5 separate regions of the Homo sapiens genome follow, and regions 2, 3, 4 and 5 are each linked to region 1. A link is a contact called in ENCODE Hi-C or POLR2A ChIA-PET data. All regions are on one chromosome and are shown on one strand. Each heading gives the region's core, a stretch centred on a gene start or an enhancer-like site at or near the end of the contact. The rest is flanking DNA. Distances are from core to core; before and after follow the strand shown. Region 1 holds the start of TFDP1 (transcription factor Dp-1). Region 2 holds the start of CHAMP1 (chromosome alignment maintaining phosphoprotein 1). Region 3 holds the start of UPF3A (UPF3A regulator of nonsense mediated mRNA decay). Region 4 has its middle 24 kb from the start of MCF2L-AS1. Region 5 holds the start of RASA3 (RAS p21 protein activator 3).

Evidence for each region. A loop is a pair of places that touch in the nucleus more often than their neighbours do. ChIA-PET counts read pairs that join two places held with the same protein, here RNA polymerase II (POLR2A). Pooled maps may share reads with other maps.
Region 2: a map with no recorded cell type shows a loop between it and region 1 (20-fold over the local background). The contact joins the promoter of CHAMP1 here to the promoter of TFDP1 in region 1. A Hi-C loop is called at or near these places in 3 of 37 single-sample maps with no recorded cell type and 7 of 50 pooled maps. POLR2A ChIA-PET finds 5 or more read pairs at or near these places in 2 of 52 experiments (MCF 10A and activated T-cell).
Region 3: a pooled map shows a loop between it and region 1 (13-fold over the local background). The contact joins the promoter of UPF3A here to the promoter of TFDP1 in region 1. A Hi-C loop is called at or near these places in 1 of 37 single-sample maps with no recorded cell type and 7 of 50 pooled maps. POLR2A ChIA-PET finds 5 or more read pairs at or near these places in 1 of 52 experiments (activated T-cell).
Region 4: a loop to region 1 is called in a pooled map, with 11 times the contacts of the local background. The contact joins the enhancer-like site here to the promoter of TFDP1 in region 1. A Hi-C loop is called at or near these places in 6 of 50 pooled maps.
Region 5: a loop to region 1 is called in a pooled map, with 21 times the contacts of the local background. The contact joins the promoter of RASA3 here to the promoter of TFDP1 in region 1. A Hi-C loop is called at or near these places in 2 of 37 single-sample maps with no recorded cell type and 5 of 50 pooled maps.

Annotation. Positions count from the first base shown.
Region 1 is chr13:113,582,524-113,588,624 of GRCh38, forward strand. TFDP1 (transcription factor Dp-1) reads left to right here and starts at 2,230. Exons shown (of 12, transcript NM_007111.5): 1 at 2,230-2,365; 2 at 3,251-3,326. The coding sequence starts at 3,315. RefSeq lists enhancers at 79-1,052, 1,053-2,024, 4,002-4,602 and silencers at 1,993-2,322, 2,693-3,062.
Region 2 is chr13:114,310,934-114,317,034 of GRCh38, forward strand. It overlaps CHAMP1 (chromosome alignment maintaining phosphoprotein 1), which reads left to right and starts at 3,570. Exons shown (of 3, transcript NM_032436.4): 1 at 3,570-3,710. RefSeq lists silencers at 2,161-2,455, 3,228-3,907.
Region 3 is chr13:114,279,120-114,285,220 of GRCh38, forward strand. UPF3A (UPF3A regulator of nonsense mediated mRNA decay) reads left to right here and starts at 2,482. Exons shown (of 10, transcript NM_023011.4): 1 at 2,482-2,727; 2 at 2,902-3,008; 3 at 3,718-3,824. The coding sequence starts at 2,521. It overlaps LOC105370384 (a long non-coding RNA gene), which reads right to left and starts at 1,950. Exons shown (of 4, transcript XR_007063887.1): 1 at 984-1,950. RefSeq lists enhancers at 1,710-2,009, 2,463-3,150 and silencers at 2,230-2,499, 2,730-2,909, 3,290-3,499, 5,117-5,313.
Region 4 is chr13:112,942,005-112,948,105 of GRCh38, forward strand. It overlaps a transcript of MCF2L not described here. Among named protein-coding and RNA genes, the nearest start is that of MCF2L-AS1, 24 kb to the right of the region's middle. RefSeq lists a silencer at 1,508-1,687. Within about 2 kb of position 1,592, at least 16 of the 41 ENCODE cell types and tissues checked have a DNase peak (open chromatin) inside an H3K27ac peak, as active enhancers do.
Region 5 is chr13:114,128,903-114,135,003 of GRCh38, forward strand. It overlaps RASA3 (RAS p21 protein activator 3), which reads right to left and starts at 3,721. Exons shown (of 24, transcript NM_007368.4): 1 at 3,533-3,721. The coding sequence starts at 3,587. LOC107987192 (a long non-coding RNA gene) reads right to left here and starts at 2,101. Exons shown (of 2, transcript XR_001750050.2): 1 at 1-2,101. RefSeq lists enhancers at 929-1,558, 1,597-1,856, 2,147-2,646, 2,817-3,444, 5,733-5,912 and 1 more and silencers at 3,237-3,896, 3,927-4,026.

The DNA.
Region 1 (6,101 bases), core at 980-3,479:
AGACGTTTAAGACCCCAATTTTGGACCCTACGTGTGTATCCTCCTAACTGGAGCCCCCAGGTCTCAGGGAGAAGTCCCCAGAGGCTGGGAGGGTGTCACTGTTGCCATCAGGGCTCAAATACTGACATTTAGGAACACATAAAGAATCCCTGTGAAACAGAAGGAACGGACCTAGGAAGATAGGGCCATTTGAGGAACATCAGTGTTCTCTAAGTATCTATTTGTGTGAACCAGCTCGCAGAAAGTGAGCGTTTCTGGTAGTCTTCAAAGAAGAAACGGGTGCTAACTTGTAAGCAGTTTAAGCCAAGTGACCAGAGCTTTAGGGGGTGCGGCGTTGCCTGAGGGGCAGGAGTGGCCAAAATCAGCATAAAACGTGCAAAGTGGGCTGTCATGTAATAATACACCGCACAGGCAGAGAGGCCTTTGGTCAGCTCCTCAAGTCCTCTGTAGATGTTCCTTACCCTCGGCGCGCACCAGCCTCTGCCGCCTGCTGTGGCCCTGAACTTCGGACTCTTCTCTGGCCTAGCCCGCCCTTGGCTGGGGTGCTCGGGCCTGGCCCTAGCGGCGGGGCCCTCCAGGGTGGATTAAGTCTCCAAGACTCCGGGACCACCAGGCTCACCATGCAATGAAACTGTTTCTGGAGTTTTCCTGTCCCTGCTTTCCCTCCCGAGTCCCGGGCCAGGCTGCGTCCGGTGGGCACCGAGGACGCCCAGAATTGTTGGGAATCTGGGCGGAGGCCCGTCGTGGGCTTGGAGGCCACCGGGTCCAGCAGAGGCAGAGGCCTCTGTGCCACGCACGCACACACACCTGCTCTCCTCCGTGTGTCCACATACACACGTCTATGCACACACCTGCTCTCCATACATGCACAGCCCCACACACAGTCGGCCCTTTATGTGCACACACACTCGTGCACACAAGCGGCCCCCTCTCCTCCGTGCATACAGGCGCACACACAGCTGGCTCTCCTCTTTGAGCACACACACTCAAGCACACACCCGGCCCCGCTCTTCCAAGTGCACACACACTCCTGCACACACTAGTCCCTGCTCCCCCCCCCACACTCGCGCACACAGCCGGCACTCTCTGCTCCCTGCACACAAACACACATCCTGACATACCCGGCCCCCTACCTGCTGCCCCATGTGCACACACACTAGTGCACACACCAGTCCCCGCTCCCTCACATGCACACACACTAGTGCACACACCAGTCCCCGCTCCCTCACATGCACACACACTAGTGCACACACCAGTCCCCGCTCCCTCACATGCACACACACGAGTGCACACACCAGTCCCCGCTCCCTCACATGCACACACTAGTGCACACACCAGTCCCCGCTCCCTCACATGCACACACTAGTGCACACACCAGTCCCCGCTCCCTCACATGCACACACTAGTGCACACACCAGTCCCCGCTCCCTCACATGCACACACACGAGTGCACACACCAGTCCCCGCTCCCTCACATGCACACACACGAGTGCACACACCAGTCCCCGCTCCCTCACATGCACACACACGAGTGCACACACCAGTCCCCGCTCCCTCACATGCACACACACGAGTGCACACACCAGTCCCCGCTCCCTCACATGCACACACACGAGTGCACACACCAGTCCCCGCTCCCTCACATGCACACACACTAGTGCACACACCAGTCCCCGCTCCCTCACGTGCACATGCACTAGTGCACACACTAGTCCCTGCTCCCCCACGTGCACACACACTCTTGCACACAGCCGGCCCCGCTCCCCCACGTGCACACACCAGCTCCCGCTCCCCCACATGCACACACACTCGTGCACATAGCCGGCCCCGCTCCCCCATGTGCACACACACTCTTGCACACAGCCGGCCACCTCTCTCTCCGGACACACACAGTCAGAGGCGCGCACAAACACAGTCCCTTGGCCGCCGAGCGCACGCCGCGCGCGCGCACTGCCCGTCCCGGCGCAGGCCCCAGCTACATCTCCGCACGCGCACGCGCACACACGGACACGCGCGCACAGCCCCTCCCCGCTCTCCCAGGGCGCGCAGCACTGGCGGGAGGAGCGGGAGACCGAGGAGCAGCAGAAGAGGAGGAGGAGGGCGCCGAAGGCGCGAAAAGGCGCGCAGGCGCGCTGCGCGGAGCGGGCCCGCCGCCGCCCACGTCACCGCGCCGCGCGCACGTCACGCCGGCCCGACGCTCGGCCAGGGTGAGCCCCGCGTCCCGGCGCCACTCGGCCCAGGGCAGGGACCCCGCCACGGCCGGGACCGCCCGGCCCGGCCCCAGCCCGCGCCTCTCCGCGCCGCCCCGCGCTCCGCACCGCGCCCTCTCCGCGTCCCCGCCCGCGCGGCCGGACCGGGCAGCCAGGTGCGGGTGGGCAGGGGATGCCGCGGGAGCCGCGGGCGGGAGCCGGGGGTGCGGGCGGGACCCCCGGCCACCCCATCCCTTGCCCCGGCCGCGTGTAGGCGCCGCGCGGCCCCGACCCGCGCCCTCCCGCGCCCTGCGCGCTCCTGTGCCTCGGGGACCCCGCGCGCTCGGCGCTGGTAGGGGCTCCCCAGGTGACCGCGGGGCGGGGGTCCCGGGCCCGGCCCTCCCGGCCGACAGCAGCGTCCGCGCCCCACGCTGGAGGTGGGGCCGGGGCCGGGGCCGGGGCTGGGGCCAGGGTCGGCCGGAGCGCGCAGGGCGGGGGAGGGGAGGCCGCCCCACGGCGGCCCGCGGGGACCCGGTTCCGGCGCGCGCGGGAGGCGCCTCGTGCGGAGGCGGCCCGAGGCCTAGTGACAGGCGCGCGGCGCGGACCCCGGAAGCCCACCTGTCAGAGTTACCGGTCAGCCGGGCGGGCGCCGCCGGGGTCTGGGGTGGACGCCGCGAGCCTGCACGTTGCGCCGGGACCCCGGGGCTGTGCCCAGGTGGGTGGTGGGGCACCCCCCTGCAGCGGCGGGAGGGAGGCGCTGCGCCCTGGCTCCTGGGGCTCGGCCCCACCCTCGGCCGCTGGGCGGGCCGTCGGGGACCTGGGGGTAGTGGTGGTGACCCTGCGGGCCCGCGGGCCACTTTTCCGCAGGGGGCATTTCCGTCTGGCGAGGCGACTGAAAATCCTGAGTGTGGGAGTCGGTTTGGCCAGCTCCGCTCTCAGGATGGAGGGTGCCTTTGGGAAGGAAGGTCCGCGTTTCCTTTGAGATGTGTTATTTTTTAAACTTCGTTTTTCATTCTTACTTATTTCTTGTTTTTCCTTACTTTTTTTTTTTTTTTTACCAGAAAAATCATTTTTCTTCTCTGGGAAGGTGAACATTTGTAGCATTGATTTCCCGGATCTGGTAACATGGCAAAAGATGTAAGTATGTTTGCTTCATGCTGCACACGAATGTTTGCCTCGCACTAAATTCTTTGTAGTTCTCTGCCTTTATTTCAGAATGACAACACATAAGCTACAGTAGTGTTTATTTTCAGACTTTTAAAGCGTCTGAAGCGGGATGAAGGTGAAAGATGGAAGGATCTGATCTCTGAAGCTGCGGTCACCACCCACAAGTTGTGGCCTTGGATACCACACTGCAGTTGGGTGGTGATGGGGTGGTGCCTTCTGACTTTTTCCTTATCTTTACCGACTGTGTTAATTGATAATTTTAAATAAACGCCTTAATTAAATTGAGGTGGAGGGTGTTGCAGCACCGCAGCGAATCCTGCATTTCTTGGGGGGCTTCCACATGAGACGCTGGACGGGGGCCAGGCTCAGGGCTCAGGCTGTAGCCACCTGCTGGCACCTGTCTTCCTACAGAGGAAGTTAATTCCACTTGGGTGGACCAAGAGCTAAGGACTTGTTTTGGCCACTTTTTTTCTCAGAAGGATGAGATTTCCTGATTTATGAAATCTGGTAAAAAATGCTACTTAGCCTGCTTTGCAGTTGTCATGAAACTATAGAATATTTTGAAAATTTTTTAAAGCCAGAAATTTAGTCTATTTTATTGGTGTGCGGTTCTTTACCGTGCTTGGTTATGTCAGTCACTGAAACACCAGCTGGATTCTTTAGTGTTTCCCACCGTGCATCGTTTTGTAACTGAGTGAAAGGTGCTGTTGATGTGTTTACCTACTTACCGCACAGAGTTGGAAAGAGTCCGCACATGCTGCCTCTGCCTGAGATACATCTGTAGCGAAAATGCGTCCAGAGTGTGGAGCCCTCTCCGTTGGCGCAGAGGTTTCAGTGGTCCCTGCGAGGCCTTTTGGGGTGTCTGCCCTCCCTGACCTGCGACCAGGCATGTCACACGGCATCCCTGCCTTCAAGCACTGGGGTCCCCTTTAGAGAGGGTGTGTGAGCACCCAGGTGGACCCAGTGTGAGTTTTTGAAGTCATATCTGGCTGTGCTGCGAGACTACTTTTATCCTCTCCACTGTGCTTGTCCGTACCATGCCCTGACCTCGTGCGGGCATGCACTCAGAATGCCAGATGTGGGCATGTGCTCAGCGCGCAAGCCATGTTCATTACATCTCCTCATGGTGAGGAGCTGGACCCAGGGCCTCGGTTAGAGCACGCTTCTGGTGTTGTGTGGTTTCCTGTGTGGTTTCCTCAGATGGTTCTCAAACACGCTTTGATACATAATGGATGGTGTTTTCGGGGCCCTCTTTCATTCCCCCGTGATTTCACTGGCACTGTCTGTGAGCAGCATGTAGTGTGAGGCTGGGGGTGGGGGGCGTGTGGAAAGGTGGTCCGGCTCTGCAGGACCCTGAATGCTCCATCCAGTGTGGGCACCTGAGACGCAGCATTTGTCAGGAACTGCATAGGCACAGGGGCTGGGGGCTCACCTTGCACTCAGGGGTTGTGATCTGAGTTGGGGGTTGGCGCTGGGAGGAGAGTAGGATTCTGCAGCTGGTGAGGCCTTCCCTGCTCAAAGCCTGGGAGTGGTCAGGAGTGCTGGGTCTGGATGGAAAGTGAGGTTGTGAACAAGTCAAGGAATTTGATGTTTTCGCTAGCTCTTTTTTTTTTTTTTTTTTTTGAGACAGAGTCTCACTCTGTCTCCCAAGCTGGAGTGCAGTGACGCGATCTTGGCTCACTGCAACCTCTGTCTCCTGGGTTTAAGCAATCCTCTCGCCTCAGCCTCCCGAGAAGCTAGGATTACAGGCATGTGCCACCATGCCTGGCAAATTTTTTTGTATTTTTAGTAGAGATGGGGTTTCACCATGTTGCCCAGGCTGGGCTCGAGCTCCTGACCTCAACAATCCACCCGCCTTACAGGCGTGAGCCACCGCGCCCGGCCTAGCTAACTCTTTTAAGTAGAGGTGTGACATTTGAGTTTTGAAAAGATGATGTTGGCAGCTTTTGCAGAAGGGAACATCGATAACCAGTTAGGTGTTTTGTTTTTGTTTTTTGAGACGGAGTTTTGCTTGTTGCCCAGGCTAGAGTGCAATGGCGCGACCTCAGCTCACTGTGACCTTGGCCTCCTGGGTTCAAGCAGTTCTTCTCCTCAGCCTCCCAAATAGCTGGGATTACAGGCGCGCCACCACACCCAGCTAATTTTTTGTTAGTAGACACGGGGTTTCACCATGTTGGCCAGGCTTGTCTTGAACTCCTGACCTCAGGGGATCCACCCACCTCGGCCTCCCAAAGTGCTGGGATTACAGGCGTGAGCCGCTGTGCCCAGCCCACCAGTTAGGTTTTTAAAAGCACTGGTACTGCAGTAAAACCACAGGTGTATGTCAAAAGCCTTTATGCTGGGGGAAAGCTGTGCCACTTGGGTTGAAGGAGGCAGGCCTCCAGCTTCTAAGTGCCCTGGGGCCTCTGTAGAGGGCCATGAGGGGCCACAGGATGCAGGGAGCTGGAGCTAGGCCCTGGTAGTCACCATGGAGGAGGAGAAACAAGGACATCCAAGACCTGAGGCTGGAAGGTTCTGGAGAGAACACAAGAGAAAAACAACTCCGGAGCTTCCAACCTCAAGTAGGGCACAGGGAGACAAGCGGGTGGGAAAAGGCCACAAATGGCTCCATGTGAGTGAGGGGCAGAAAGAAGAGGATGAGGTCAGTCCTCTGGGGGTGTCATCTTTGAACAGCAGTTGACAGGCAGTGGGTGTGAAGGTCTATATGGCAAGGAGCTACACACGAGGGAGGAGAGAGGTACTCTG
Region 2 (6,101 bases), core at 2,320-4,819, 730 kb after region 1:
CAAGTGCCTGTAGTCCCAGCTACTCATGAGGCTGAGGCAGGAGAATCACTTGAACCCGGGAGGTGGAGGTTGCAGTGAGTAGAGATCGCACCACTGCACTCCAGCCTGCCGACAGAGCAAGACTCCGTCTCAAAAAAAAATACAAAATAAAATAAATCCTCTGATATGTGTTCACTTTATATTCGTGTGAGTCATGTGTTTAACTTTTGAGAACTATACTTTGACATTCCCCAAAGCCCAGCAACAGAGCTAGATACTCAGGAGGAATTCCATTTTATCATACTTCCCATTAAGTAACTTATTTTAGTTCCCATTATTTTGCATTATTATAAATTAAGTAGAAATAGCAGAATAATTTGTCCTTTTTTATTATAAAGTAGCTAAGTTGATTATATTAGATCTAAATTATAAGCTGGACTGCTTTTATTATTTCTCTTACAGGAAGCACTTAATAATTTATTTCTAATTTTTATTATGTTCCTTGTAATACATATTAATGCAGCAATTTGAATGGAAAAATTAAGTCTGACTTTCTGACAGAAAGCCAGTCTGATTTTGGCTGCTTCATTTGACAACATGATTCTGTGTAGGTTTTGAATATGTGCAGATACTCAGCACTGTTATTCTTTATACACAGAAGACAAATGACAAAGTCCAGTGCCATCTCAGCTAATGAGTTTGCAGCTCCTCAAAGGCTGTCAGGCTGCCACTTTCTACTGCAATTGTAGTTCACCTGCCTCTACCCATTCCCTGATTCAAGTCTGGTCCCTGGAACATAGTATAGGTTGAGAAAACATCAAAATAAACTGTTGAGAAGTATATGTTCAATAGATCCTTAAGTGAAATTTTGAAAGTCCATAAGGGTCTGGTTTTAGTACAGGATTTTATGAGAGTTATTTCTGCTTTCTTTGGTTACTTTAAAGTTTAGTGCAATATACTGGGAACCTTTCAAAAGGCCAAATTGGGAGTTTATTTGCATTATTCATCTTGAACTATTTAATATTCTATAACTACAATAGCTTTTTTAACATGATTTCAATTCAGAATAATAGCAGAGGGTGTTTTGGTTTTTGTTATTTCGTCACCAAGAGTTGCCTTCTGCTAGAGTTTTGTTCAGTGTTCAATTGGAATAGGTCTCTTGGGATCATCAACTCATTCTGACACTTCAGGAAAAAACAACTGAAGCAGCCATTCAAATTAGGTCCTGCAGCCACAACGAACCTGTTTCATATTAAGAGTCAGGATCTCAAAAAGTTCTCAATCAGTAAATCTTTGCTATTCAGAGAAAATAAAAGATCCTCTCATTTCTGCATTTAACATTTACAGTTTACAAACTGTTTTCATTGGCTCTTTTAAAAGCTTGTAACTAGGTGGATACTTTTTAAAGAAATCTATTAAATTTAATGAATCAATTTTGCTGCAAAAACAAAACTTAGAAAAATCCTAAAATATTTAATATTGATATTTGAATCCTAGAAATCAGAATCATTCCGGAAATTAACACAGGATCCTAAATTTTGCATGAAAGGGAGGTAGAGCCAGGCGCTGTGGCTCACGCCTGTAATCCCAGCACTTTGGGAGGCTGAGACGGGCGGATCACGAGGTCAGGAGATCGAGACCATCCTGGCTAACACGGTGAAACCCCGTCTCTACTAAAAAAATACAAAAAAATTAGCCGGGCGTGGTGGCGGGAGCCTGTAGTCCCAGCTACTCGGGAGACTGAGGCAGGAGAATGGCATGAACCCGGGAGGCGGAGCTTGCAGTAAGCCGAGATGGCGCCACTGCACTCTAGCCTGGGCGACAGAGCGAGACTCTGTCTCAAAAAAAAAAAAAAAAAAAAAAGAAAAGAAAAGAAAAGAAAAAAATGTAAACACAATATAGCAACTTTTGTGATACAGCAAAAGCAATGCTAAAGGGGGAGTTTATAGCTATAAATACATCAAAAACCAAGAAAATCTCAAATTAACAACCTAACTTTACAACTTAATGAACTATAAAAAGAAAAACTAAATCCAAAGCTGGCAAAAAGAAGGAAATAATAAAGATTAAAGCCAAGATAAATGAAATAGAAAATAGAAAACGATAGAGAAAATCAATGAAACCAAAAATTGGTTCTTTGAAAATGTCAAAGCATTATTCACAATATCTTGAATAGGGAAGCAAGCCAAGTGTCCATCAACAGGTGAGTGGATAAGCAAAATGTGGCATATCCATACAATGGGATAGTATTCAGTGTTAAAAAGGAAGGAAATTCCACAATGTGCTACAACATGGATGAACCTTGAGGATGTTCTGCTAAGTAAAATAAGTCAGTCACAAGACAAATACTGTATGATTCCACTCTTATGAGTAGTCAGACTCAGAGACACAGGAAGTAAGATGGTGACTGCCAGAAAGTAGAAGGTAGAGGGGAACCGAGAGTTAACATGTAATGCATAGTTTGTTTTTCAAGATGAAAGAGGTACAGAGATGGATGGTGGTGTTATGAATATACTTACCACCACTGAGCTGTACACGTAAAGATAGTTAAGACGGTAAATTCTATGGATTTTATTTTTATTTTTTTGAGACAGAGTCTCACTCTCTCCCCCAGGCTGGAGTGCAGTGGCGCGATCTCGCTGTAACCTCCGCCTCCCCGGTTCTATGGGATTCTCCTGCCTCAGCCTCCCTAGTAGCTGGGGTTACACGCGCCCGCCACCACGCCTGGCTAATATTGTATTTTTAGCAGAGACAAGGTTTCACCAGGTTGGACAGGCTGGTCTCGAACTCCTGACCTCAGATGATTCACCTGCCTAGGCCTCTCAAAGTGCTGGGATTACAAGCGTGAGCCACCGCGCCCGGCCATTCTATAGTTCATTTTCACCACAAAAACAAAAATGAAATTCACAACAAGCAAAACTTCAGAAGGGTACAAAGGTAGAGAGCAGTGTGAGCTAATTTTACAGTCTTTCAAAGCATACAGACTGATGGCATCAGCATTAGAGGTGCATGCATTTTAATTAGAATTGTGGTGGTAACATTCATAAAACTGAAAACAAAAAACGAAGAAGATAACTTCTGGGAATCGGGACTTTCAGTGGAGGCGGGGTGATGAGAAAAGGAATATTTACTGTCATCCAACAACTTTGTCTTGTACTTTTGTCATAGGTATTATGCCAGTAATATCCCTGAGAATGTATGGGGCAGGTCTAGCTCTTTTTTTCCTAATAAATTCATTCACACAACAATCAAAACAGCAAGAAAAGGAAGAGATATCCGCACGGCGGCGGCAGGCCGGGGCCGTTCCAAGGGCCTGGCCGGAGGCCACAGGCCAGACGCGGCGGAACCCTCCCGGAGCCGCGCCCGGGCGCGCGCGGGAAGCGGAGGCGGAGTGGGCACGTGCGGCACTTCCGGGGCGGGGCGGGCACGCAGCCCTTCCGAAGGCCCGCGCGAGCCGCTAGTTTTGCCCACGCACTTTTGGCACAGCCGCGCCACGCGATCGGCGATCTGATTGGCCCGCGCGGGAGGGCGCGCGGCGCCAAACTTGCTTCCCGTCAGCCCCCGCCCGTCCCGCGGGAGCGCGCACGCTCGCGCACCCGGATCCCGGCTCCTGCATCCAGTCGCCATTCGGGAGGCCGCTGCGCTGCAGGGCCTCGCGGAGCCGCCCGCGACCGCGAGCCGGGCCCTCCGCGCGGTCCATCGCCCACTGGACGCCGCCCGCGGCCGGACCGGTGAGGAGCGAGAGCGAGCGGGGGAGGGGCGTGGTTGGGGCCTGCATCCCCGAGCCCCGTGTCGGCCGCCGACCTGGCGGGGACGGTCCCGGGAAGCCGCGGGTCCGAGTGAAGGGGGCCTGCGCTGCCTCGCTTCCCACACGGCCCGAGGGAAGGGCCCGCCCCCACAGGCCGGGGCGGGAGTGCGTCTTTGTGCAGGGAGCGGGGAGGCCCGGTGTCAGTCGCTGCCGAGGCTGGAAACATTGCGTTTGAAACCATTGGGAAGTTGAGGGCGGCACAAGACGAAAGCCATTCTTTCTGTTTTAGTTCTAGACTGCCTCCTCTTCTGTCATTATTACTGTTTAAAAATCCGCTATACAGCCTCCAAAGTGGGAGAGGACATTTGTAAACCTGATAAAGAGTTAATGTCTAGAATACAAGAAGAGATGCAACTGACCAACAAAAAGCAACCCAGTTCAAGAATGGGCAAGGAATTTGAATAGATATTTCTCCAGAGAAGAGAGACAAATGGCCAATAAGCACGTGCAGTGATGCTCAACATCACTAACCATTAAGGAAATGCAGATGAAAACCACAATGAGATACCACCTCACACCTGTTAGGGTGGCTATTAAAAAAAAGGGAAATTATGAGTGTTGGGGATGTGGAGAAATTGAAGCTCGGGTGCATTGCTGGTGGGAAAGTAGGGTGGTGCAGCAGCTATGGAAATTGGTAGTCGTTCCTCAGTTCTAGGTTTATACCCCCAAAAATTGACAGCAGAGACTCAGATACTTGTTCACAAATGTTCATCGCAGCATTATTCAAAATCCAGATGTCTATCAACATGTGGATGAAAGGCAAGCTGTGGTATATACATATAATGAATGGACCATTGTTCATCTTTAGAAAGGAATGAAATTCTGATACATGCTGCAATATAAACGAACACATTATACAGTATAAACGAGCACATTGAACACATTATGTTGAGTGAAATAAGACACAAAAAAGACATACTGTATGATTCCCCCTCAGGCACAGAATTGAGATTACCAGCACTGAAAGTGGAGAGTGGAAGTTACTGTTTCATGGGTACAGAATTTCTGTTTGTGGTGAAGAAGTTCTGGAAGTGGATAGTGGTGATGTTTGCACAACGTTTTAGTACTAAACTAACTAAATTGTGCTTTTAAAAATGATTAAATGGCAAGTTTTGTTTTTTTTTTTTTTTTTGAGACGGGAGTTTCGCTCTCGTTGCCCAGGCTGGAGTGCAATGGCCCGACCTTGGCTCACTGCAACCTCCGCCCCCTGGGTTCAAGGGATTCTTTTGCCTCATTCTCCCAAGTAGCTGGCATTACAGGCGCTTGCCACCACACCTGGCTAATTTTGTATTTTTAGTAGAGATAGGGTTTCTCCATGTTGGTCAGGCTGGTTTCGAACTCCTGACCTCAGGTGATCCACCCGCCTCGGCCTTCCAAAGTGCTGAAATTACAGGCATGAACCACCATGTCCGGCCTAAATGGCAAGTTTTTTGTTTTTATTTTTGTTTTTGTTTTTTAATGAGCCAGAGTTTCACTTTTGTTGCCTGGGCTGGAGTGCAGTTATGCGATCTTGGCCCACTGCAGCCTCCGTCTCTCGGATTTAAGCGATTCTCCTGCCTCAGCCTCCCAAGTAGCTGGGATTACAGGCGCCTGCCACCACACCCGGCTAATTTTGTATTTTTAGTAGAGACGAGGTTTCTCCACGTTGGTTAGGCTGCTCTCTGACTTTCAACCTTAGGTGATCCGCCCACCTTGGCCTCCCAAAGTGCTGGGATTACAGGCGTGAGCCTGTGGTGGCGCGCGCCTGTAGTCCCAGCTACTGGGGAGGCTGAGGCAGGAGAATCGCTTGAACCTGGGAGGTGGAGATTGCAGTGAGCCGAGATTGCGCCATTACACTCCAGCCTGGGTGACAGAGCGAGACTCCCTCTCAAAAAAAAATAAATAAATAAAAATGACTCCTTGTGTAAACTATAGACTACTTAATAAATCAGTATTAGCTTATCATTGTAGCAGATATCTCACACTAATGCAAGATGTTAATACAGGTGAAGTATCCTTCATTCGAAATGCTTGGAACCAGAAGTGCTTTGGATTTTTTTTTTTTTTTTTGGATTTTGGAATAGTTGCATTGTACTTACTGGTTAAACATCCGTAATCTGAAATCTAAAATGCTCCTTTTGGCACTCAAAAAGTTTTGGATGTTGGAGCATAATCAGATTTCAGATTTTCAGATTAGGGATGCTCAGCCTGTAGTAGGAAAAACTGGGGACAAGAAGATAGGTGGGAATTCTTGTACATTCCCTTCAGTTTTTCTTCAAACATAAAACTACTTGGAAAATTAGTTTATTAATTTCTTTCTTTTTTGGGTTGGGGG
Region 3 (6,101 bases), core at 1,232-3,731, 700 kb after region 1:
TTTCTCATTGATCACTGTTAGAATTTTTCTGGTTTCTGTAAGTGAATGTCAAAAGGTTCAGACACTTGAGTAAGCTGTAATTCGGATCAGCAGCAGTGTTAACACCAGTGTTTAGGCCTCTGAGAGTAAAAACAATGTGTCGTACTGCCAAGTATTGTTCCTGTTACTACCCAATTCTTCAGTATCTCAGGACACAGTTTATCCTAAAAAGGTGTCCTGTTTGCTAACTACAGTGGCTGTGTTATCGTTAAAGGAAATACTGGGAAGTGTTACGGTCACCAGCTTCAAGTCACTGTCATCTACCAATGAGATAGGGGCTACCAAGTAAAATGTAGCCCAGGGCCACATTCACAGATGGAAGTGTTCAGTTAAGCAAAAGTAAAGTTACATACTAAAAGCCCACATGAAGAAGGATTTGGAGATATTTCTTCCTGCTTTGCTTTGGCTGTAAAGTTCTGTACATGTATCAAACAGAGCATTTCAACAGGCTGGCTAATGTGTAGGAAGCTAGCTTTTCTTTGTGATATAATTTGTCATGTAAAATCATAAGCTATTTTACAAGTGTATTTCATTCACTGTATCTTAAAATTCATATGGTTTTATTTAAAGATAATTTCATCAAACAGCTGAATTCTAAAATCCTACCTTTTTTTCAAAATCATTTTTCAGAACTTTGCAATAACAGGAAGTAAAGAATCAGAAGGGTGTTAAAAAATTGACTTGGGGGGAAAAACATTTGGACATTTTGCTGGCTAGGTTTACGAAATATACACATCCAGCAAACATGTGAGTCCCTTTAGGGTACAGTGCAGTGAAGGGAGAAGTGGAAATACTCAAGGTTCTGGGGAAGGTCAAATGAAGGGTCCCTCACATTGGCTGAGGCCAACCTGGCTTCAGAGGTGTGCAGAGGCACCAGGCCGAGAACAGGGCTTTGCAGTGGTGAGGGCAAAACATGAACACAAGAAATACCCTAAGTTACTGACCTGGTTGTGCCTGGTGACAGATGGGACCAGCTCTTTTCTCCATTTGGTAATTTTGGAAAATTTGGCAGAGTTAATAAAGAAATCCCCTTGGTGCAAGATTGCTACAATAAGAATCTATTATAGATGGCAGATGTGAAGTTCACAGTCCTTTTTATTATCCTAACCTAGTAACATGACTAGAGGTAAAATTAAATATTGAGTTAGATGATTGTTTAATATTTTAAAACCAGAGGGAAGACATACAAATAGATTGAGAGCAGTTTCTTTCTAAAGATAATCAGAATATATCTCCTATATTTTAAACACTGCAGGAACAGTCAAAATTTTAAAATAAATGGTTTCCACATTTTTTTATCCCCATCTCTCCCCCTGACTATATAGTAAAATATTTTATTTGGCAACCACGTTTTCCTACTTTTAATCACACATCATCAGAGCTTTTCATCAGCCTAACTAGTCTTCCTACTCACTGAGTTGTGACGAAAGCCTGGTCTAGGCACTTTTACCACGGCCATGTTTTTGTTAAGATCCCTGCAGACTGTGAACTATGAAAACCAGCCCCTGGCCCCGCTTGTGGGTGCTGCAGAGCCGCGTGTGAACTGCTCCTAGGAAACCGCGTCTCTGGGCAGGGTGGCTCTCGGGCCGTGGATCCGCCTAAAAGCTTTTCTGCCAGTGACGCCCTTGGTCTCTGGATGTGTTCACGCCTCAGTGATTTTACTCTCTGGTTTCTTGTGTGTGCTTGAGATTCTTGAGAGAAAGCGTGCTGCAGATGAAAAATGCAGCCTACATGAAAAAGAGAAGGGGAAAGCCATTTTAAAATAACTTCCATGTAAGTTACTGTAATCAAAGTGCTGCTGCCTGTGTGTTCATAAAAAAATATGTGCAAGGGCCCGGAGCGGTGGCTCATGCCTGTAATCCCAGCACTTTGGGAGGCCGAGGTGGGCGGATCACTTGAGGTCAGGAGTTACCGAGACCATCCTGGCCAACAAGGTGAAACCCCGTCTCTACTTTAAAAAAACAAAAAAATTAGCCAGGGGTGGTGGCGCGTGCCTGTAGGTCCCAGCCACTCAGGAGGCTGAGGCAGAGGCTGCAGTGAGCCGAGATCGCGCCACTGCACTCCGGTCTGGGCGACAGAGCGAGACTGTCTCCAAAAAAATTAAGAATTCAAATGTGAACCCGGCTTTCATGGCGCCCCGGCCACGGAGAGCCTGGGGGAGTGGGATAAAAACGGTGCTGGGATGGGAGGGCGGCTTGTCCGCGAACTCCTCCCACCACGCCCGGACCAAAGCCGCCGGCGCCCCGCTTCCGGGGCCGCCCTAAACCGCGGCCGCCGCTCCCTGAGGGGCCGCCTGACCCGGCGGAAAGCCAGGCTGTGTGGCCGGAGGTCACCACCCCGACCCCGACTAGTCCCGCAGCGCCTGACCCCTTCGTGGGCGGCCCCGACCGCCGCGGCTCGAGGAGGGGCGGGGCTGGGGCGGCCGAGCTCTCGCGAGGTTTCGTCGGGGGCTGGCGGCTGCGGCTCGGCGGAGAGTGCGGCATGCGCTCGGAAAAGGAGGGGGCCGGAGGCCTTCGGGCGGCCGTTGCCGCGCGGGGCCCGAGCGGGAGGGAGAAGCTGTCGGCCCTAGAAGTGCAGTTCCACCGCGACTCGCAGCAGCAGGAGGCTGAGACGCCGCCAACTTCGTCCTCCGGTTGCGGGGGCGGTGCGGGCAAACCTCGCGAGGAGAAGAGGACGGCCCTGAGCAAGGTGGGGACGGGGGCGGGGCGCGCAAACCTCGCGAGGAGAGGACGGCCCTGAGTGGAGGGAGGGGAGGGAGGGGAGGGAGGGGCGGGGGCCGGGCCTCCCAGCGCGGTACGCGGTGCCTTTTGAGCTCCTTGTCCACGCTCCGCCCCGGTGGGAACGGCCGCGCGCTCCCCGCAGGTGGTCATCCGCCGCCTGCCTCCGGGCCTCACCAAGGAGCAGCTGGAGGAGCAGCTGCGCCCGCTGCCAGCACACGACTACTTCGAGTTCTTCGCCGCCGACCTGAGGTGAGGCCCGCCCCGAGGGGAGGAAGAGAGGGCGGAACCCAGAGCTCGGCGGCGGTGGCCGTCTCGTTGCCTTACGTTCCTTACCCTGATTTCTCCTATATGGGAGTCGTGTGAGCTTTTTGAATAAATACATTTCAGTAAAACGTGTCCGTTCCGTCAAAGAAAAATACCACCAACAAAGAAACACAGATGTGGTTTACATGAAAAATGCGGATGATTTTCAGACGGCTAACGCTTAGGAAAGCGGGTGCCTTTGAAAGGACCAGCGTTGCCCGCCCGGCGCCTCCCGGGCTTCCCTGCTCGTCCGCGGACGGGGCGCTGCGGGGCCGGGGGGCGCCGGCTCTTCCTGTGGCCTCCACGCTGGTGCCGCAGCCAGTGCGGTTTTAAATACCGGAGAAGGTCCCCAAGTCAGGAGAGTCTCTCGGCGCCACGGGTTCCTCTGGGAGTGCGCCCTGGCCTTGCCTTAGGGTTTCAGCCTCGGAGGACCGGTTCTGGGCAGTGGAGAAGGGACCTGAGTTCTGCCTTGTAAAGTTAACGTTTTGCGTTTGTTTTTGCTAAAGAATATCCAAGTTGTTACAATTAACTGAGATGATTTGGCACAAAAGTTTTATCTAAAGTAGTTTGTTGTGCCCAGAAAAGGAAAAAGAGGCTAAATTAATGGACTATTGTATTTTTCACTGACCATTTTCACTGTTATCTCTTATTTCAGTCTTTATCCTCATCTCTACTCAAGAGCATACATTAATTTTAGGAATCCTGATGACATCCTTCTTTTTAGAGATCGTTTTGATGGATATATCTTCCTTGACAGCAAAGGTTGGATTATTGGTTTTTAAAAATCTATTATAATCTGTAGGTATACTAATGAAGTATTGCTAGAATATTCGTGCTTTTTAAATTATTATTATTTTTTGAGACAGGGTCTTGCTCTGTTGCCCAGGCTGGAGTGCAGCAGCCGCAATCACGGCTCACTGCAGCCTCACACTGCGGCTCAAGCAATCCTCCAGCCTCCTAGGTAGCAGGGACCACAGGCGTGTGCCACCATGATCGGCTGATTTAAAAAAAAAATTGTGTAGAGACGGGGGTCTCACTGTGTTGCCCAGGCTGGTCTTGAACTCCTGGCTTCAAGTGATCCTCCCACCTCAGCCTCCCAAAGTGCTGGGATTACAGGCGTGAGCCACAGCATCCGGTCTATTTGTGCATTTTAATTAAAAAGTTCTCAGACTAAAATAAGTTTATAAATTTTGATTATGTTACTGTAATTATGTGCAGATATTAAAAATTGAAATTATTTAATTTTATTATTTAATCCAAAAAAATTCCAGAAATTCTGTGTAATAGTGACAGCCTATTTATGTATTATCATCAGAGAATGAAGGTTTTCATGAGTGAGTTTGTTGCATGAGAGAACTTGATCTTTTTAGGTTCTAAAGCTAAACTATTTTACCTGATAGGAATTTTCCAAAATGTACACTGACTTCTATCTTCCTAAACAGCATCCTTCATGACTGTACCATTTATGATAATGTCACCAGGAAGTCACTGCTGTTAAACAGCTTTGCCTGCGGAGACAGCAGTCTTCAACTCTACTCTCAATAGTTCCCTTATCAGTACTTCTAGGGTTCTGCTTTCATCTTTTTCCTTCTCTTCTCCTGTCAGGCTGTCTGCTGTTGTGTTCCTGGCTGTCAAGTTTGTATACCTTTCACAGCAAGTTGTTTTCTGCCCTCCCCTCCCCAGCCACCCTCTTCCGACTCCACGTGTTTTGACACTGATGAGTGTTTTCTTTTTCTCCAATGAGGGGTAAGGACTAGAAAGATTGTTAAAAAAATAAGCATTAGCCAAGCTAGTTCCTGTGACTAGAAGCAAATGTGATGCTTGAACTGACCTTTGTGTTCATTGCTCATTTATTCAGTAACTTACTGAGTTTCCCTTTTTCACTTAAAAAATATTGGTGGGCCGGGCACAGTGGCTCACACCTGTAATCCCAGCACTTTAGGAGGCCAAGGCGGGTGGATCACGAGGTCAGGAGTTCGAGACCGGCCTGAGCAACAACGTGAAACCCTGTCTCTACTAAAAATACAAAAATTAGCCAGGCATGGTGGCAGGCGCCTGTAGTCCCAGCTACTCGGAAGACTGAGACAGGAGAATTGCTTGAACCTGGGAGGCGGAGGTTGCAGTGAGCCGAGATCATGCCACTGCATCCCAGCCGGGGCGACGGAGCAAAAAAATATGTATGTGTATGTACGTGTATGTATATGTGTGTGTGTGTGTAAAATATGTGTAACATGGCCAGGTGTGATGGCTCACTCCTGTAATCCCAGCACTTTGGGAGGCCGAGGAATGTAGATCAGTTGAGGTCAGGGGTTCGAGACCAGCCTGGCCAAGATGGTGAAACCCTGTCTCTACTAAAAAAAAAAAAAAATTAGCCAGGCATCATGAGGCATGCCTGTAATCTCAGATACTTGGGAGACTGAGGCATGAGACTCACTTGAACCCGGGAGGCAGAGGTTGCAGTGAGCCAAGATCGTGTTACTACACTGTAGCCTTGGTGACAGAGTGAGACTCTGTCTCAAAAAAAAAAAAAGTCACAAAATTTATACCATACTGTTTTCCACAGTGACTGCGCCATTTTAGGTTCCCACCTGTAGTGAGCAAGGGGCCAGTCGTCCTTGTTTCCGGTTATCTTTGTTGTCGTTGTTTTGTTTTTTAGAGATGGGGTCTCACTATGTTGCCCAGGCTGGTGTCAAACTCCTGAGCTCAAGCGATTCCCCCCACATTGGCCTCCCAAAGTGCTGGGCTACAGGCGTGAGCCGCTGCCCTGCCGTTGTTTTTATGGTCTCTGGCCTAAGCCTGTGCTTTTGATGTCATATGCAACCCATTGCCAAATCCATTGCCATGGAGCTTTTCCCCTGTGTTTTTTTCCAAGTGTTTTATGGTTTCAGGTCTTATATTTAGGTTTGATCCATATCGAGTTACTTTTTGTATATGGTGTTAGGTAAGGGTCCAGCTTCATTCTTCTGGCTGTGGATATCCAGTTTTCCCAGCACCAGTTGTTGAAAAGACTTTCTTTTCCCCATTGAATGGTCTGGGCAC
Region 4 (6,101 bases), core at 342-2,841, 640 kb before region 1:
GCGGTAGCGTCAGTGTCAAGGAAAAACACCCACTACTTAGCAGACCGGGAAAGGGAGTCTCCTTTTCCCTGGGGGGATTTTAGAGAAGACTCTACTCCTCCACCTCTTGTGGAGGGTCTGTCAGGCCCACCCGCAGTTATCTGGAGGCCTAACCGTCTCCCTGTGATGCTGTGCTTCAGTGGTCACGCTTCATGTTCCATCCTGTACACCTGGCTTTCCCTTTTAGATAGCAGTAGCAAATTAGTGAAAGTACTAAAAGTCTCTGATAAGCAGAAATAATGGCGTAAGCTGTCTCTCTCTCTCCTCTCTCTGCCTCGGCTGCCAGGCAGGGAAGGGCCCCCTGTCTGGTAGACATGTGACCCACATGACCTTACCTATCATTGGAGATGGCTCACACTCCTTACCCTGTCCCTTTGTCTTGTATCCAATAAATATCAGTGCAGCCTGGCATTCGGGGCCACTACCAGTCTCCGTGTCTTGGTGGTAGTGGTCCCCCAGGCCCAGCTGTCTTTTCTTTTATCTCTTTGTCTTGTGTCTTTATTTCTACACTCTCTCGTCTCCACACACGGGGAGAAAACCCACTGACCCTGTGGGGCTGGACCCTACAGTCCACCTGTCTGATTTACACAATAATTTATTCTAAGAAAATCTAGTCTAGTTTTAAATTAGTAAAAAAACTCTGTCTAGTTACGTGTAAAACGAAGTGAATGAGTTCAGATGCAGGTAACCAAGTTTTGCCTGCAGGAATGTGCAGCGGGTGCAGGCAGGGACATCTCTTGATGTGGTTCTGCTCCCCTATTGTGGGTGACTTAACATTCTCTCCACCCACCTGGTAGGCGTGGCCATGTCCTACTAAGTCCTTCTCCGCACCATCCCCACATGCCAGCAGAGGGTGCTGTTGGGCAGGAAAGGTGGGACAGCACCCTCGTGAGCTGCTGTTCCATTTTTCCTTCTGTATTTAGGATTGACATGTGTCCAAAGGATATGGTGTGTGAAGATAATGGGGACATTTTGGAATGCCATTTGGAAGAAATGGAAATGCAGAGCCAGGAAGGCGCTCAGAGAGGCCTGAGAGATTTCTAGCAAAAACCTGGTAAACTTTGAGGTGAAGGCTGTCAGAAACAGCTGCGAGGAGCATCCAGCCTAGGGCTCAGCAGGTGTGACTTAAAGGATCGCAGGTGACAGCCCTCAGTGGACTTCTGTCCTCACCATGTTTCCCACTGGCACAGGTGGGGCGGCCACGCCTGTGCCCGCGGCGCCTGTGCTGAGTCCCGACGCTGTGCGCCCCACTCCCGAGGCTGTGGTTGGGGGGTCGCGGTCGAGCTCTAGGGCCCCCGGCCGCAGAGCCCAGGCGCGGGGAGGGCGGCGGCTCCCAGCTCCCGGTCCCCGGCTCCGCGCCGCAGGCGTGAACGCCCAACGGAGGGCGCCGGCGCCCGGGAGAGGCGCCGCCTTGGTTGCAGGGGCCGGGGCGCGGCGGCCCGGGCTTTGAGAGACGGGCCGCTCTTCCCGGCGCGGTGCCTTCCAGGGAGGCTGCGCCTGCAGCACCGCAGCCAGAGCCGAGACTCCGCGCCTTTCAAGGAGGAGGCCCCGTGCAGGCGCCCAGGCGCAGAGGAGGCGCGGGGGGCGGGACCTGCCGGCCAGTCCCTTACCCGGGGACAGACGGGGAAGGCGGGAGCGCTCGCAGTTCCCTCCTGGAGGGACCACACCGCCGGGAGCCCGAGCAGCCTGCGGTGGCTCGGCTCGGGCCGGCGGAGATCTGGGAGCATTTTCTGGAAGCCTCCACAGACTTCAGGCGGACCGGAAGGACCTGGCGGGAGGCGTAGTAGGCGGGGTGAGGGGATCTCGGTGGCAGCGGGGACAGCGCGGCCCCGAGAACTGAGAACTGAGAGGGAGACGCTCTCGGGCCTCTCAGACCAGCATTGAGGAGCTGAGCCCTGCGGGCCAGGGGCGCAGAGAGGGTCCCGGGCCGTGAGGGGAGGGTCCCGGGTGAGGGGAGGGTCCCGGGCCTTGAGGGGAGGGGAGGATCCTAGGCCGTGAGGGGAGGGTCCCTGGCTGTGGGGGGAGCGTCTTGGCTGAGGGAAGGGTTCCGGACCATGAGGGAAGGGTCCCGGGCCGTGAGGGGAGGGGAAGATCCTAGGCCGTGAAGGGAGGGTCCTGGACTATGAAGGGAGGCTCCTGGGCTGTGAGGGGAGAGTCCCGGGCCGTGAGAGGAGGGTCCTGGGCTGTGAGGGGAGGGTCCCGGGCCATGAAGGGAGGGTCCCGGGTGAAGAGCAAGCTCATGACCCTCATTTACTGGGAATCCATTGCTCTGGCCCCGTCATGAGTGGGGTTCGCAGACTGGGCCAATCCCTACAGCGTATGTGTGCTCTGGTGTCTCGGGGCAGCACAGACGTTGTTACTGCTCCATCTGGCCTGGGTGAACACCTGGGTCTCTCTGTGGAGTTGGGGGATGCCGCCTGCTCAAGGGTCGCGTTCCTAGTATGCGTTCCAGGAATGCTATGCACCACCAGTGCTAAGCCGCAGAAGAGCTGTCAATCTGTCAGTCCTGTCCCGCTAAACCTGAACTTTTTTTTTTTTTTTTTTTTGAGACGGAGTCTCGCTCTGTCGCCCAGGCTGGAGTGCAGTGGCGCAACCTCGGCTCACGGCTAATTTTTTGTATTTTTAGTAGAGATGGGGTTTCACTGTGTTAGCCAGGATGGTCTCGATCTCCTGACCTCGTGATCCGCCCGCCTCGGCCTCCCAAAGTGCTGGGATTACAGGCGTGAGCCACCGCGCCCGGCCAAACCTGAACTTCTGAAAGAGCCAGCCTCTTAGGGAAGGCCCTCCACCCTACTTGCCTGGGCTTTCTCTGCAAGCTCTGTGCAGAAGGGAGCAAGGTCTGCCTGATGCCACCACCGTGGGCCCAGTGTTCATGGTGTCCTAATGGAAGCTTTGAAATCACTTTGTGTTAGTCCTGGCTCTTAAGAAAATCGATGCAATGCCAATTAGGCACCACTATTTTTTTTTTTTTTTTGTATAAAACATTTGAGGAAGATGGTGCAGGGTGGGCCCTGAAGGGAGTGGGGTCCTGCCTGGAGCTGCTGTTTAGGCTCAGTCTTGGTGCTCTATATACATATCTACCATTGCAGTGTCATACAGAATGTTCCATTGCCTTTTTGATTTTAAAAAGTGTTTATCACACAGGGGAGTTTTAGGGCAGTGCAACTATTCTGCATGATCCATGACATTATGCACTTCTCAAGACCTAAAACTGCATAACAGGAAGCATGAACCCTCAAGTAAACGATATGCTTTAGTTAGTAATGATGTATCAAATTGTAATGTATGGGCCACCAATGCAAGAAGTTATAATAACTGTGGAAGGAAGTGGGGCAGAGGGGGAGTATACGAGGACTCCCTGTACTTTCTGCCCAATTTTTCTGTAAAACCCAAAACTGCTCTAAAATATAAAGTCTATTAATGTTTTTTAAAGTGCTTATTATATAAAGAAATGATTTTGATTCACTATCTTTGGGATCTTTTTTTATGAGATTTGTTTAAAGTAGTCACTGCTTTGCAGTGATGGCACCATTCTTCTGGGATGCCTTTTTGACCTTGAGCAGCAGTTCCTGCCCTGCTGAGCAGGAAGACACAGTGAGTGGGAGACAAGCCTGGATGCTCACATGGCCTCATGCCCTGGTCTGCGAAATGGGATGGCATCTTGCATCATGGCGGTTCTGTCTAGTGGGAGAATGATAAAGTGTGCCTGGCACAGTCTGTACCTTCAGTAAGTGTGGTTGTCAAAAGCAATAATTGGGTTGGCACTGACATTCATCATAGATGTACAAAAGTAACATGTAGATGGTGAATTGATGAGGAGGGGCCCATGGAGAGATGGGTTTGTGCCGTGTACTTTATTCTTCTAATTTTCTTATTCTCTTTGGGACTGTCCCTGTGGCTTCCATGTGGCTTCAGACAGGTGAGGAGCTGCTGCGTGTTCAGACCGGAAACCTGAGCTCATCAGCACGCCAGCCCGGGCTCTTCTGGGGTATCATGTTTTGAGAATATTTGTCTTTGAAATTTTAAACTCTCTTCCATTTGTATTTGTTGAAATTCTAGAGCTTTTGATAACTCATGCTAAAATTTTTAAATCACTTTTCACTTTATCATCTTTTTATTTGAAATGTCAAAATTTATGTAGGAAGCATCATTTTGCCACCCTGCCAAAGTATTCTGACTAAAACTATCCAAGATCCTCCAAGAAATACATATGACTAAAGATAATGTTTCTCCCTTTCTGATAAAAAAAAAAAAACTATAGTAACTTTAATCCCTAAATAAATAAAACACATGTGGTTGTGACCCACATGAGATAATCAGTAGCTAGATACCTTGTGGTAAACGTATTGCTTTGTTTAATTTTTAAAACCTATATTGAAGTACATGCCTTACTATAGGAAATTAAACATTGTACAAATGGGCTGGAAGTGGGAACTACAAAGACAAGTCAGGGTTGTATTCCAGAGGGCTCAGAGGGACTTAGAGTTCTGTGTCTGCTGATCCAGCCCCCTTGAGATTTTGCTGTGATGAAAATGGGTGTCACAGATGAGGTTTCCTCAAGGTCATTGTTTTCCTCTTAGGTGGTGAAACTGACACCTAACACTCCTTGTTGTCTTAGGACTTCCTTTTGAATGAATTCAGATACAGAACCTGAATAAAGGGTGTATTTAGGACTCGTAGTCAGAAGAGGCACTGTGAGGATGCGTATCCCGTGGCTTTACTTTAGAAACTAACCCACAAAAGACTTCATCCCAGGAAGGTGGAACAGACATACTTTTTCTTGCTCTTCCCAAGAGTAAAACAAAGAACCCTGGACTCAATGTAGGAAGCACACACAGGACAACTCTGAGGGGGGGAGGAGGAGGCAGAATAGTCACGGGCCTGAGGACCCAGGGAGCAGTGGCAGGGTGAGTTCCCAGGGTTTCTTTTGGTCTCGTGCGTCCTAAACGCAGGGCTTGTCTACTGTGGTGTGTTTGTGCTCCTATAACAAAACATCACAGACTGGGTAATTTATTAAAACCAGAAATTTATTTCCTCATGGTTCCCAAGGCTGGGAAGTCCAAGATCAAGGAGCCAGCATCACAGGGTGAAAGGCAGGAGGGCCAGTGAAGCCTCTGTTAGGGAGGAGCCCTTGTCCTAACCACCTACCAAAGACCCCGCCTGTTCACAGCATTGGCTATTAGGTTTCAACGTGTGATTTTTGAGGGGACACATACAAACCATAGCATTCCACCCCCAGCTCCCCAAAATGCATGTTCTTTTCACATGCAAAATACATTTATTCCATCTCAATACCCCAAAAGTCTTAGCTCATTCCAACACCAACTCAAAAATCTAAATTCCAGAGTCTCCTCTAAATAAGGTGTGACTGAGACTCAAGGAACGATTCATCTGATGCAAGTTCCTCTCCAACCGTGGGCCTGTGAAATCGCACAAGTTCTGTGCTTCCACAGTACAATGGTGGGACAGGCATAGGACAGACATTTCCCTTCCAAAAGGAAAAATAGGCAAGAGGGAGTAACGGGCCCCAAGTAAGTCCAAAACTCAACAAGGCAAACAACATTAAATCTTAAGGCTGCAGAATCATCTTCGACTCCATGCCCCACCTTCTGGACACCCTGGGGTGGGGTTGGGCACCCCAGGTCTCAGGCAGCCCTGCCCCCAGGGGTTGCTGGGCTCAGTTCACCTCAGCAGTTCTCCCAGGCTGGGGCTACACACTGGTGGCTCAGTAGGTCTGGAGTCTCAGGGGTGGCCCTACCTCCGCAGCTACACTAGGCATTGCCCTGGTGGAGACTCTCTGTGGTGGCTCTGTCCCTACAACAAGTCTCTGCCTGGGCACCCAGGCTATCCACAGCATACTTTGAAGTCTGGGTGGAGGAGAAAGCCATGCCCCCACAGCTCTTGCACTCTGTGTGCCTGCAGAATTAGCACCACGTGGACTCTGCCAAGGATGACTGCTTGCATCCTCTGGACACCTGAGCCATAGCTGTGTGACCAAGGAGTGCTGTGCCAGAATGTGGAGAATAGAGACCTCAGATGGCTGTGGGCAGTGAGGTTGCATG
Region 5 (6,101 bases), core at 2,471-4,970, 550 kb after region 1:
TCCCGCCCTGGACCGCGGGGCTGGCTTTTTTTTTTTCTGTAACAGATTGAGAGAAACACCTTGTGTGTTGCTCTTTATTGAACACATGTATCAAGATAAGGCGCCACATTTAAAAACAAGCAGTAAGTATTGTGGAAACGGAAGACATCACTGCGAGGGGAGGAGGCACTGCACGCCTTGGGGGCGGGGGCCCCAAAACAACGCCGTGGCCGTGGCGGAAGTGCCCTCCCTGTGGGTCCCTGACTCATGGAAAGTCCGAAGCACAGGCTTCCTCAAAGCAGCGATCGCATAGGAAGTGTGGCTCAGTCATGCATGATACACAGACTCTACTGTGAAAGGTTAATGACTGTTTCAAAAGACACAGTGTTTAAGATGTTTAAGTGCACAGAAGGACATATCCAAAATGATTCCACAAAACTGAAATGCAGAAAGCCAGATTCTTCAAGACAAAGACTCCAAATTGTTACCACCAAAGCACCTCACTTCTACGTGGCGCTCTCCTCTTATTACCTCACCTGCAAGAGCTGGAAGGACAAAGAAAGAGGAAGGGGGAAAGGAGGAAGAGATTCTTTCCATTTTTCCCAATGTCAACGTCTGAATGAGGCCACACACCACCACACATTTCAAAGCTATTTAAGAATTTAAATGGCCAATGCCCCTATACCTTAAAAAAAGCTCCCAATCCCCCCAGAAATGTGCTGGCTTTTTTTCTTAGTAAGAGTAGTAGCAGAATTGCTTATGGTATAACTTTAGGGACAATTCTTGTTCTGGGAGTGAGGGGGCAGGGTGTTAACTTAACCCTGAACAACACTGCCTTGTACGTTCCCACCGGATGTAGTAGACAATAATTGCCTGGCTTTTGCAAACGGAAAAATGAGGTTATGAAGGGGAAGACACGGGCCCTGGGTCATGCAGCAAGTCACTGGCAGACTCATGGGCAAATCCAGCGCTCCTGGAGACAAGGCTCAGAGGTGAATGACAGCGAGGGGCCCTCAAATCAACCACAGGGGCACCATCTTGTCTGAGCCTTCAAGACCAGGGACTCAGGCAGGGCAAGTCAGAGCCAAGGTTGGCCATGAATGTGGATTAAAGAAAGAGCCTGAGGGGCTCAGTGGCCCCCTGGCACCAGCGCCGCTCAGGGTCATCCTCCACTTCGCTTCTACAGATGGGCTTTCTGCTGGAGCCCCGGGGTATCAGGCCAGCAGCACAGTTACATGAGACTAACCCCAAACCAGCGCACCCACAGGTCACCCTCAGGGTCTCCAGCCCAGACTGCATCTCTGCTCAAATGCAGGAGGTGCCCTGTCTCCCCAGCTACTTGGGGCACAGATACCCCTCAGGCAGCCAGCCCTGCAGGTGACCTCTGGAGGGGAGAGGAAACGGGGACTTCTTGCTGGAGCCACATCCAGAGAGTCGGGCAGCTGGCATTTGGGCCTCTCTACCCGTCCTCACTGCTGCTGCCCCTGGGAGGGTCAAAGGTTCAGATGATATCCAGGCCCCACGTGGGATTAGCAGCCTAAGCCTCAGCTGAGCCAGGGTTTCACTGGCTTGTTTAAAGTGGAGCACAGAGCCTGACCAAGTTGTGGCATCTCCAAACCTCCTTCTCTCCGAGGGATCCTCCAGGGTGCCTGACCCCCACGCCTGTCGGAAGTGGGGCCGAGTGCCCGCAGGCCGGTGAAGCTGCCTTCTGGGAGACTCAGGGTCTGAGTATCTGGTCTGAGACTCTGGTCTTCCCTCGCCCTCCTGTTCTACTTCCCATGCCTTCTGTAAAGTCCTGCCGTGGCCTGAAGTGTAGCCCTTCCTGGAGTACACAGCGAGCATGCTGTGCCGGCTGTGGGCCCCCCACCCCCGAGCCGCAAAGCCCCAGGCCGCCTCTGCCTGCTGCCTGGAGACCTGGCACTGCCCCACAGGGGCACCCACCTCCAGCCCTCCTGCCCCCGTGACTGAGGAAGCCCAGTGCTTCTCACACTCCTCAGACTCGCTGGCTGAGCCAAGCAGCCTTGGCTGAAGGAAAGAGCAGCAAACTGACCCCCACGGGCCGCGACCTTTCCCCACCCAGGCAAGGCGACCTCAGGCACTTCAGGGAGCGCCAGCTCTGGCTTTCTTGTATGAAAGTGACAGCGGATTTAAACCACATTAACAAAAGAAATCCCTCCTCTCTGGACTACTCAAAGCGGAAGTGCTGCCACATCCTAGCTGCAGCGCTTCTGGGCCAAATATCAAGACAGTGTCTCAGCGATGATCCGCAAACCAAAATAAAGCCGACAGGAAACAGCCCGCTGGTTTAGGGGAGCTGGAATGCCTCCGGCAGCATCAAATGTCATCAACAACTGACACTCAGCCCGTTCCCGGAGGCCTCTTCACACGGGAAGAGGCCGGCTGCGAAGTGCGGCTCAGTGGGGGAGAAGGACCGTGGGGACCGCGACACTGCAGGCCCTGGAAGCCTCTCCAGCCTGAACCGCGCTGTGGTCCAGCACACTCATGGCATGAATATGGAACAGTCACTCCAGGAAACGGTCTTGCTCTGGGGGAGGGGGAGGACTTCCACATCACTCTCCCAAGATAAAACAACCAGGGAAAAGCAGATCCCTCCAGATAAACCAGAAGTCCAGACACAGCCTCCTCTCCGGAAACGCCTCCGGGAGCCCACTTCAGAAGCTGCTGAAGCCCAGAGAAAAACCGCAGCCTCGCAGGCCCTGGTCGCCACCAGCTCGCCCGCCACTTCTCAGTGGAAAGGGACGTGGTGCCGATGGGTCCGGGGTCTCCCCGCCCCGCGGGAGCCCTCAGCCAGAACGCCCCACCAGCACACACGCACACATGCACACACACAAACGCGCGCACACACACGCGCCCACACACAAATACACACGCGCGCACACATGCATCCACACACAAATACGCACCCACACATGCACCCACAAACGCACGCGCACACACACCGCCCACACATGGACACACAAACACAAGCACACACAAACACGCGCGCACGCAGGCACAGACGCGCGCGCACAGCAGCAGCAGCGCGCCGGGGCCTCACGCCCCTGGGGAGAAGCGTGAAGGAGCCTCCACATTCCCCGGAAAGGAAGTTTCTGGGCGCAGCGGAGAAAGGGAGATGCCGAGACCCCGACGTCAGTGGATTTGACACCTGAAGTGCAGGCGCCCAGACAGCCTCAGGCGCGCGCACTCCTGCAAACACGCGGGGCACACGCTCGGGCGCACACGCGGACAGACGTCCCTCGGCGCAGGGACCCCACCTCCTCCGCCGCTACCAGGGACCGGGGCCGCTCCGGGCGCAGAGGAGGCGCAGGGAGCCGCGTTACCCCGGAGCCGACTCGACCCAGCCCGAGGCCCGGGGAGGCGGGGAGGTGGGGAGGGGCCGCGGAGCCGGACCAGCCGTTCTCCGGGGAGCGCGCCGCGCCTGGAGGGCGTCTCCGCCGGGGTCCCCAGCAAGGATCTGCGGAGGGGAGGCGGGCGCGGGAGAGGACAGGGTCGGGCCGGGGGGTCGGACGCGTGGCTGCCGGCGGACACTCACCGATCTTGATCTTCACGCTCTGGAAGACCCGGAGCCCCTCGTCCTCCACCGCCATGCTGCGCGTCCGCGCCCGCCGAGCCTCGCCCCAAGCGCGCGCCGAGCCCGGGCAGCTCAGGCCGAGCAGGAGGAGCGGCGGCGCCGGAGCCCCGAGCGCGGCCGAGGGTCCGCCCGCCTGCAAGACCGCCAGTTGGCCGAGGGCGAGGGCGGGGACCGGGAGGCTCCGCCCGCGGCCCGGCCCCTGCTCCCAACTGGCCCGGGCCCTGCAGGGGCGGGGTTGGCAGGGACGGCGCTGGCGGGTGGCGGAGACCCGGGGGGCGCAGGGATCGGCTTCCCCCGAGGCCTCGGCCCCCGCCCCCGCCCCGCGGATTGGCCGCTGAGCGGAAGGGACCCCAGCGGGCTGCCTGGCGGAAGAGACGAAGGAAGGTCGCCGGCGCGGCCCGGGCCCGCTGAGCGAGGCTGAGCGATTGACTCGCGGACGAACTTTGCCAAGAGAAGTTCACGTACAACGATCTGGCAGGGGAGGAATCCCGCGCCCAGCCCCAGCTCCTGAGATGCGATCCGAAGGCACCTGCTGCAGACGCACGAGGGGGGCGGGGACACATACACGCACACACAGCCCCCCACCCCAGACCTCCGGCATGGGCAGGTCCCCCCCCCAAGTCCCCCTGCAGACCCCAGCATGGGCAGGTCTCCCCCCCCCCAGTCCCCCTGCAGACCCCGGCATGGGCAGGTCTCCCCCCCCCAGTCCCCCTGCAGACCCCGGCATGGGCAGGTCTCCCCCCCCAGTCCCCCTGCAGACCCCGGCATGGGCAGGTCCCCCCCAGTCCCCCTGCAGACCCCGGCATGGGCAGGTCCCCCCCCAGTCCCCCTGCAGACCCCGGCACGGGCAGGTCCCCCCCCAGTCCCCCTGCAGACCCCGGCACCGGCAGGTCTCCCCCACCCAGTCCCCCTGCAGACCCCAGCATGAGCAGGTCCCCCCCCAGTCCCCCTGCAGACCCCAGCATGAGCAGGTCCCCCCCCCAAGTCCCCCTGCAGACCCCAGCATGGGCAGGTCCCCCCCCAGTCCCCTGCAGACCCCGGCATGGGCAGGTCCCCCCCCAGTCCCCCTGCAGACCCCGGCATGGGCAGGTCCCCCCCCCAAGTCCCCCTGCAGACCCCGGCATGGGCAGGTCCCCCCCCAGTTCCCCTGCAGACCCCGGCATGGGCAGGTCCCCCCCCAGTCCCCCTGCAGACCCCGGCATGAGCAGGTCCCCCCCCAGTCCCCCTGCAGACCCCGGCATGAGCAGGTCCCCCCCCCAAGTCCCCCTGCAGACCCCGGCATGGGCAGGTCCCCCCCCAAGTCCCCTTGCAGACCCCAGCATGGGCAGGTCCCCCCCCAAGTCCCCCTGCAGACCCCGGCATGGGCAGGTCCCCCCCCAGTCCCCCTGCAGACCCCAGCATGGGCAGGTACCACCCTTACCTCCCTTTCTTCTGTCTCGAGGTCTCCTCCTCCCTGACCTCCTCTCTGAGGAGTATGTTTGTGTGTGTGTATGAACTGTAGGTGTGTATATGAACTGAGACTACACTCCCTCCTCTATGTTGCAAAACTTCATTGCACCCAGTGCCACACACACACCCTACACATATATACACACATACATATACCACACATACACTACATATACATATACATACACATAGACACCACACACAGACACCACACACATACTACACACGTGTACACACATACATATACACACATATACACACACCCTACATACACACACCACATATACACATGAACACATATGTTCATATACACACAACACAGACAGCACACACATATACTACCCATACACATGCACAGACATACACACTAAACATACATACACACACCTACGTGAACATACACAAACACACACACACTGCATGGAGAGGAACAGGAGCTTCATGAAGATAGAGGCCTATTTTTTTCCACTGCTTACCTTCACTTCCTAAAAAGCAGTTCCATGCGTTGAAAGAATGAATGGCCTTTCTTCCCCTGACTGCTGGGAGCCTGCAGCCACAGGGGCCTCTCTCATCCTCAGCCCTTGCAAGCCTGGTGCTCACTGGGGCAGAACAGGAGGTTAAGGCGGCACCCCTGGTTCCAACCCAGAGCCTCTGCGTCTAGCGCTGGCCCTGGGTGGCGTCTGCAGTGGGTGCTGTGGACGCCATCCACACCCCTGCTTTACGACGGAGACTATGCTTCCGTTTGGAGCCACTGGAAGCAAGCCGGCTCCTGTGTTTCTCCGAGGACCAGTGGAGTCCTCTGTGGCAGCCCAGCCACAAAGCTGCTTCTCTGCCATCCCTCCACCCTCACAGGCCTGCTGATAAACTCAACGCGGATCTCGCTTTGGTGTTTGTTTCCAGGCGACAGCTGGGGTCAGGAGTGAATCTCCAGACTGCAGCAGTGGCAGCCAGGACGGGAGCCCCTTGGAAGGAAATGCACTGGCAGCGGCAGGATCTCGGGTGCTGGAGAGTTCGGGAAAGTCACAGATACATGGACTATGGAATCAGGTGGCTCGTGTTGAGGGCAAGATAATGAAAAGAT